Linked DNA regions of Mus musculus: regions 1 and 2 are each linked to region 3. A link is a loop called in an ENCODE intact Hi-C map of the cell type or tissue named here. Cell type or tissue: heart. All regions are shown on one strand.

Region 1 (2,500 bases), 110 kb before region 3:
CTTACATATTTTAAAGTTGTCTGTAAAATATTTAATTCGACTTCTAAAAGACTAATAAAGTGAGGCTGGAGAGATGACTCATCGGTTAAGAGCACTGACTGCTCTTCCAGTGGTTCTGAGTTCAATTCCCAGCAACCACATGGTGGCTCACAACCATCTGTAGTGAGATCTGATGCCCTCTTCTAGGGTGTCTGAAGACAGCTACAGCGTACTCATATATTAAATAAATAAGTAAATAAATATTACAAAGTGGGTGTGGCAGCCCCTGCTTGTTATCACAACACTTAGGCTGAGGCAGGAGGATTTTGTGAGGTTGAAATACACCAGCTCTTAAAAAGTAATTCAGAAGTTTAAACTTGGAATGGATATTAGATGATGCACAGGATTGGCTTTATAAACTGTGGTAATAGCATCATGGTTATGTAAGAAATGTCCTTCATTTGTAAAGCTATATTCAAAAGGACATGGAGATATGTGGTTAGAATTTGCCCTAAAATAATTCATTGGGGCGAGGGTGTCACATGAACATATGGCAGAAACTGGCAGCTATTGAGTTGATGATGGCTAAGTGGTGGGTCTGTGGACTTTCTTTCCTACTTCTGTAGGAAAGTTTTCATAGTGAAAACAAAAGTGGTAAGTAGGATGCTGGTCTCAATGCCTGCATACGTGAGCACTCAGTAAATGTTAATGGCTGGATTTTGAGGCGGGGTGCCACTATGTAGCTCTGGCTATCCCGAGACTCACTATGTAGACCAGGCTGCTCAACATGCCCCTGCCTCCTGCCATCTGATTAAAGGTGTGCATCATCACATCCGGCTGTTATTTTCGCATTCATTAGTTGTTAAAGGGAAAATAGTACTTTGAGTTATAGATGCATGCATAGAGGCAAATATGTAAAATATATACATATTTTCCTTCATTAAACTGGAAACACATTTATTTATTTTTGTTGATGTGTATGTGTTAGGTACTGGAGGTCAGGCCCAGGGCTTTGACTCGTTAGGTAGGGTCTCTGCCACTCAGCTCTAGTCCAGCCCTATGTCATTTCTTTGTTTTGTTTTAAACATTTATTTATTATATGCAAGTACACTGTAGCTGTCTGAAGACATACCAGAAGAGGGCGTCAGATCTCATTACAGATGGTTAAGAGCCACTGTAGTTGGTGGGATTTGAACTGAGGACCTTTAGAAGGGCAGTCAGTGCTCTTAACCACTGAGCCATCTCTCCAGCCCCCTCTATATATAATTTCAAATGCCAATATTTGGTTGGCAACACTTAACCATTCCTTGATTGCAGTTGATTTTTGTTTAATTTTGTAGGGATGTTCATCCTGTTTACCAGTCAAAATATAGACAGAAATAGTGTTGCCTTGAGAAAATGAAAATATAATCTATTCTCTACTATTTGGATTTTATTTATTTTTATTTTTCACAAACATATTTGTGGTTTTTCTTGGTTTGTTTTATCTTGGAAGCTTTAATTGTTCTGACATAATTACTTGCAAGTTTATTGTGTATCTAAATTAAAATATTGTTTTCCAGAGTTAAGCTTAGTGTTTTAAATGTCTTGACAGATCAAATTGTTCTTAAATTGTTAATACAGAGCTGAGTGGCTGAGGCAGGAGGAATGTCTCCAGTTTAAGGCCTATCTAGACTAAAACCCTGCCTCAAAACCAATGGAAGAAAATAGCACTTACTGTACACATGTCACCATAAAAAAAAACAAAAATATATCTGTTAATTTTTTCCATCTAGCTTTCTATTTGTAAATAGCATTGTATGTCATTACCCTGAACGAGGTCTCAGGGTTAAAGCTGCTCTCACAGAGGATCCAAAATTGGTTCCCAGCACCTACTTCAGATAGCTCACTACTGAACTACCACCGAAACTCTAGCTCCAGGGCATTAGACACTACCTTCTGAACTCTTTAGGCGCCTGCTGCCCCACACATGCAGGCACACACACATAATTAAAAGAAGAGAAACCACAGAAGCCCTGTCTGTAGAGTGGAGATGTGTGGCAGCCATGCTTTGTTCTCCTAGTGTCTTTAGTTCTGTGCCAAAATTTATGATGTAATTCATCACCAAAATTGTGTTTAATGATCTCATAGCTAAAATTTAGACTGTTTTTGTTTTATTTACACACAAAAAATTAGAAGTCTCTTCACATGTGAAAGTATTTGTTAACAATTTTCCTGCCTGTCTGCCTTCTAAAGACCAACACCACTGTTTTTAATCATCTCTAGAGCTTCTTCTACTCTATTAGGTTTCATTACAAGTGAAGAAGATGGCTATTCTAAGAAGGGAAACCGGGTAGAAGCCACATTGTAAGCCACATTGTAAGAGTGCTGAAGTTGAGAATCAGGGATCTGATTCTTTGACGGTTGTCCCTTCTCAGTGTACTCTGGGTGTTCTTCTGCTTGTCCTGACTGAAGGCCACTGGCTTAGTGCACTTAGCTAGGTGTTGGTTAGTAAGTGCAGTTTCCTTGAGAATTTAGAATT
Region 2 (2,500 bases), 97 kb before region 3:
ATCTGAGGCTAATTATCTTGAGCTGTCTTGATCCACATTAATAGCCATTCATTGCCCACCTCTATGTCTGACCTAGTACCCTTGTGACTATCACTTGAAACACTTGAGATGTATTAACAGACCACTAGCTTCCACCATCCATAGACTAAGACTGCCATCAGATAGCAGCTGAAACCCCAGCAGAGATGTCCCCCACTCTGTTCTAACCTATCCACCTTATAGTCCCATCAGTGCATCTGAAAGGGACTCGGATTGCTTACGTTCTTGTTCTATAACTATAAAAGCTTCATGAAACTGCCACCACTCTGGAAAATGGTATTTAAGGCAACCTGATTCTATGTTCTTGGGTCGTGGTCTCTCATATTTGGCTCTAGAACAAACTATCTCCTCCTCTTCTTGAGATAGGGTCTCACCATGCAGTCCCCCCGGGGGAGGGGGGAGCCTGAAATGTGCTACATAATCCCTGCTGACATCGGCCTCCTCTCTCGAGCCTCAATTGAAAGGCTGTGCCACAGCCTGGCCTCAAACCCCATCTCCTGTCATCAGTAAGAACTGATTTTGGAGTTAACACTTAGCAGCTTCCCTGCCCCACCCCCACCCCCAGCAGGGGCTGTTTGGTGTGGAGGTGTGTGAGGACAGACTCCTGTCTCCAGTTTTCTAGAAAGTCCGAGAAGCTGTGTGTCCTGCATTTAAAGCGACTTCAGATGCAGATGGCAGCAGAGGCTGAAGCTAGGCAAGAGGAAGCATTCTTGTAACAGGTGGGCACATGGCAAGTGCAGGCGAGTGTCCTTGTCTTACAGCAGAGAACATGGGCCAAAGTTAAGAGACTGGTAAAGCACACAGCACATGCCCGGCCCGCAGCAGGCAGTAAGGCCTCTCTTCTGTTAGGTACTCCTCCACCCCGCCCATCTCCGCCCATCCCCAACCCCTCCCACCTCCAGCTCCACCCCGATCCCTACAACCCCACCCCCCTCCCGTCTTAGGTTACCACAATCACCCGTTTCTGTTGTAGAGCATTTTATACGCTCCATCACCTACCTCACCATCACCCTTAAGGGAGACAGGGCAGGACCTGCCTTTCCAGATGGAAGGAGATGCAGTAGGTTAGCCAAGGTGGCCTAGACAAGGGTGTGCCAGGTCCGGCGTCTGGGCTGGCGCCCAAGAGTTTACCAGGTATGAAGCATCTTTTCCTGGTGGTCTAACCAGGAGCTAAGAAAAAAGAGCAGCTTGGAATTGACAGCAATAACTCCTAAGACAAAGAAGTATCTGCTGGGGCCTGCCTGGCCCTCTCTTCCCTTCTTCCAACAGTGAGTTTGGAAGTATGAGCTCTGGGTGAAGTCCTAGGCAGAGGAGTGGCTGTGTGACTGAGGAGATCAAAGCCTGCTGGAGCACTGCCTGCCTGGGCTGGGAGCCAGCTTGAGAGGAGCAGCAGAGAAACCGGTCCTAGGAACCACTAGTGCAGTTAATGTTGATGATGTGGTAGAGAGGATACATCTGGCCAGGAGTAACCGCCAGTGGCTCGTTGGTCTAGGGGTATGATTCTCGCTTAGGGTGCGAGAGGTCCCGGGTTCAAATCCCGGACGAGCCCTGCTTATCATTTTTTGCTCCCCCTTGGCCAACTTCCACATGCACAGCCTGCTCTTGCCAGAGATCTGGTTAAAGGATCTTGACGGCCAACTGTCAGTCACCTCGGAGTCTTAGTCTATATATGTGGTTGTTTCCACGTGGTCAAACAGGACAAGCATGGTTTTAAAGCATCCACTGGGCTTCCTGTGTGAGGGAAGGGGACTTTGGATCATCTACAGGGGGCTGGAGCCTCACAAAAGCACATGAAAGCCAGGTTCTTGAACCTTGAAATTCCTACAAATACCACACAAATGAAAGAAAGAGTCTTACAGCGGTGTTTCAGGAAACCAGGGTAGGTGAGGGAATTCCGCCAAAGAAAGAAAGATGAAAGAAAGAGATGAAAAAGGAAAGAGGGCACGCCTTTAATCCCAGCACTCAGGAGGCAGAGGCAAACAGATTTCTGAGTTCGAGGTCCTGGTCTACAGAGTGAGTTCCAGGACAGCCAGGGCTACTCAGAGAAACCATGTCTCAAATAAAACAAACAAAAATAAAACAAAAACAAAAAAAAAAAAGGGAAGAAGGAGAGAAGGGGGTGGAGAGAGTAAGCACAAGAGAGCGATCTACTGAAGAATCAACACAATACTATGATTTGTGTAGGATTTCCCAGCTTTTTCTACCGTTTCCAAACAGGAAGTACAGATGCATTGGTAACTCTGTGATGCGACCATCAATGTGTTTCTCCTACGGACTCAACCATCCTGGACACGGATACAAGATACAAGCGTTTAGGTGCTTGCTCAGAACACTGCCTGTCCCCTGTCCCCATACCTAGCTGGGGAGCTGCTGGGGAAGGGAGAGTCAGTCGTGTTCTGGCTTGGAGCCCCTGGTAGGCTGCCCGTACTCCAGTGCAGAGCCCCACACCCATGCACACACT
Region 3 (2,500 bases):
AAACGAAGCCTCTGTGGGCAGGAGCCTCCCATCCGGACCCTGCAGATCATCCTGGGCAAAGCCATTGAAGTTCCCACAGAGACCACAAGTCTGGCCCCGGTAGGAGCTGGGAACTCTCACCTCCACCTGGGATTGCCCGTCCCACAGCACCTGTGCAAAGAGGCTTGGGACTAGGGAGGGGGAAGGACGGAGACCCCAAGGAGTTCACGAGCTAATTTGATAGTCTCCCTGCTGTGGGATGGACAGGTGCACTGTGGGATGGAAGGGCCACTTCCCTAGCCTGTGTACCTTGTTATACAGCCTGACCAAATGCTCGTGGGAGAGCTGCCCACTGCATCTTTCAACTGGACTCCAGGTGGAACAAAACCCTCTTCCTGAGAATCACTGCCCTGGGGCCTTAAGGAAGGTACAACGCCATCAGAGTTTGGATCAAGTGCACACAGCTTGGGGTTGTAAGTTATGGCTCGGGCTGCGAGCAAGAGATCATCATTTTCCCACATGGGAGGTGGGAGAGTCCTCAGAACACCTTGACTGCCTCCTGATCCCCACCGACTTTATACTTTCTCACCCCTGCCTTCTCCTCCTCCTACCAGGCAGACGCGTTGGAAGTTACAGAAGCGTTAGAAGTGCTGAGGTGCCAGGACCACCCTGTTTTGCCCTCTGTCTATACCTGAAGCCCAGGCTGGGCATGCAGGATCACAGTGTGACCACGAAGCTCAATGTACAGCAGTGGCTCCCGGAGGAAGGGCAAGGTCACTGTGTGCTGGTCCACCTGGAAAAGGGGGAGGGGGAGGGGAAGGAAGGGGCCATGTCGGATCAGACAGGTGAACTGTGTAGCACTGACCTTCCCTGGGTCCTTAGCTCACCATGACTGTCCTGCCCTGCAGCAGCCTCACAGCCACGGTTCCCAACAGCACTGCTACCTCTTGGGTCCAGGCCACACCCCTCCGGCCCCGGTCATCATTAGTCACGTGCACACTAAGAGGAGGAAGGGCCCGGGTGCCAGAGGTCAGAGGTGCCAGGTTAAGGTGTCACGGAGTAGAGAAAGGGGTTCGTACCTGAAGTCCTCGCCGTGGCAGTCCTTGGCCAGCACGTAGCTGCAGCTGCCTTGGAAGTGCAACAGGCGGCCATCGAAGGTGCGGTAATGGGGGTCTCCGAAGGCCATGCAGGAAGCCGGCCGGGGCAAACAGCGGAGACAGCAGCTGCCGGGACTCAGGGCAGGGACCTCATCCTGGCCCCCGACCCAAACAGATTCAGTCACAGGACACTTCCCCTGTCAAGTCTCAGCCCTCTGGTGGTCTCACTGATCCCTTGAACCCAGGTTCACCCCCTGGTGGTCACTCCAGGAACAGCACCAGCCCTGGCTCCGCTAGTAGTTCATGGATGGCAACAGAAACCCAAAGCCCCTCTCATCGCTCTGGGGAGGCAGTGCCCTTGTGCCCTAGTCCTACCACCTTGAACCAAGGCACTCACCCGGCTACATGCGAGCTTCCTGCAGCGCTGGGTCTGGCAGTGCACAGTACCAGCCACACAGGAGCAGCTGGTGCAGGCATCCACTGCCCACTGTTCTCCAGAGGCCACCCAGCGACCCTGATGCATGCATGACTGGGTAGGGTCTGAGGAGAAACGAGACAGGTTCAGTACCCTGCCCAAACACAGCAGTGTTTCTGGACAGACATCCATTTCTCCTTCTTAGACTGTGTGGTGGAGGATATCAGCTGGAGAGTGATGGCTGGAGAGTCGGCAGGACCCCAGCAACACTTGAATAACCTGCACCTGCCACTCGTGATCTGAGGAACGTCGGGCAAAGGGAGGTGGGTCTAGCATCCACCAGCAAATATGGCCCATGTGGGTGGCAGAGGCATTGTTCTGCTGGACAAGGAGTTGAGGCCAGGCTCCATTTCCACCTGCACTGTTGGGTGTTCTTGTAGGGCCAACAGAGAGGACTTAGCTATGTTACTCTTCCTCCATCAACACATCCCTCCCCTTGGCACTGCTTGAGGACCATGCCAGCTTTAAGCACCTTTAGCCATAAGGACAGGAGAGCTCTTGGCTCTTCTCAAGGTACACTCCACATGGTCCTAAAGACAGATGTCATTGTAGAGGGATTTCCCACAGGAGCCAGGCTGTGGTGATTTGAGTGAAAATGCACCCCCCCATAGAATGACAGGGAGTGGCATTATTAGAGGTGTGGCCTTGCTGGAGGAAGTGCGCCATGGGGGGTGGGGGTGGGGTTAAGGTTTTACAAGCAAGACCCAGTGTGACTCTCTCTTCCAGCTGCCTGTAGATTCAGATGTAGAACTCTCAGCCTCTTCTCCAGCCCTGTGACTGCCTGCAGGCCACCATGCTTCCTGCCACGATGATAATGGCCTAAACCTCTGAACCTGTAAGCCAGCCCCAATTATTTTCCTTTATAACAGTTGCCACAGTCATGAGAGCTCTTCACAGCAAAAGAAACCCTAACTAAGACCCAGGCCATGACCTGCAATCTCTGTGGCCT

The links. A loop is a pair of places that touch in the nucleus more often than their neighbours do. Peaks named below come from ENCODE experiments on the same cell type or tissue, not always from the same donor. Only the 100,000 strongest peaks of a DNase experiment are listed, where the experiment ranks them.
Region 1: a loop joins it to region 3, with 2.3 times the contacts of the local background. A loop is called at or near these places in 4 of 42 quality-filtered maps.
Region 2: it touches region 3 in a loop (3-fold over the local background); 10 of 42 quality-filtered maps call a loop at or near these places.

The regions. Positions count from the first base shown.
Region 1 is chr6:29,369,325-29,371,824 of GRCm38, forward strand. The region is part of intron 5 of Calu (calumenin); the gene reads left to right. Among named protein-coding and RNA genes, the nearest start is that of Opn1sw, 9.9 kb to the right of the region's middle. In heart, a CTCF peak has its summit at 1,111 (motif pointing right); no DNase peak of the experiment used is centred here.
Region 2 is chr6:29,387,308-29,389,807 of GRCm38, forward strand. It overlaps n-TPagg6 (a tRNA gene), which reads left to right and starts at 1,517; the gene lies at 1,517-1,588. In heart, no CTCF peak of the experiment used is centred here; a DNase peak (open chromatin) is centred at 1,404; H3K4me3 peaks cover 1,064 bases; H3K27ac peaks cover 1,076 bases; H3K27me3 peaks cover 217 bases.
Region 3 is chr6:29,483,945-29,486,444 of GRCm38, forward strand. It overlaps Kcp (kielin/chordin-like protein), which reads right to left. Exons shown (of 38, transcript NM_001029985.4): 32 at 1,474-1,616; 33 at 1,059-1,231; 34 at 867-978; 35 at 671-772; 36 at 1-150. Among named protein-coding and RNA genes, the nearest start is that of Atp6v1fnb, 14 kb to the left of the region's middle. In heart, a CTCF peak has its summit at 1,336 (motif pointing left); DNase peaks (open chromatin) are centred at 1,117 and 1,267; H3K4me3 peaks cover 1,026 bases; H3K27ac peaks cover 728 bases; H3K27me3 peaks cover 1,806 bases.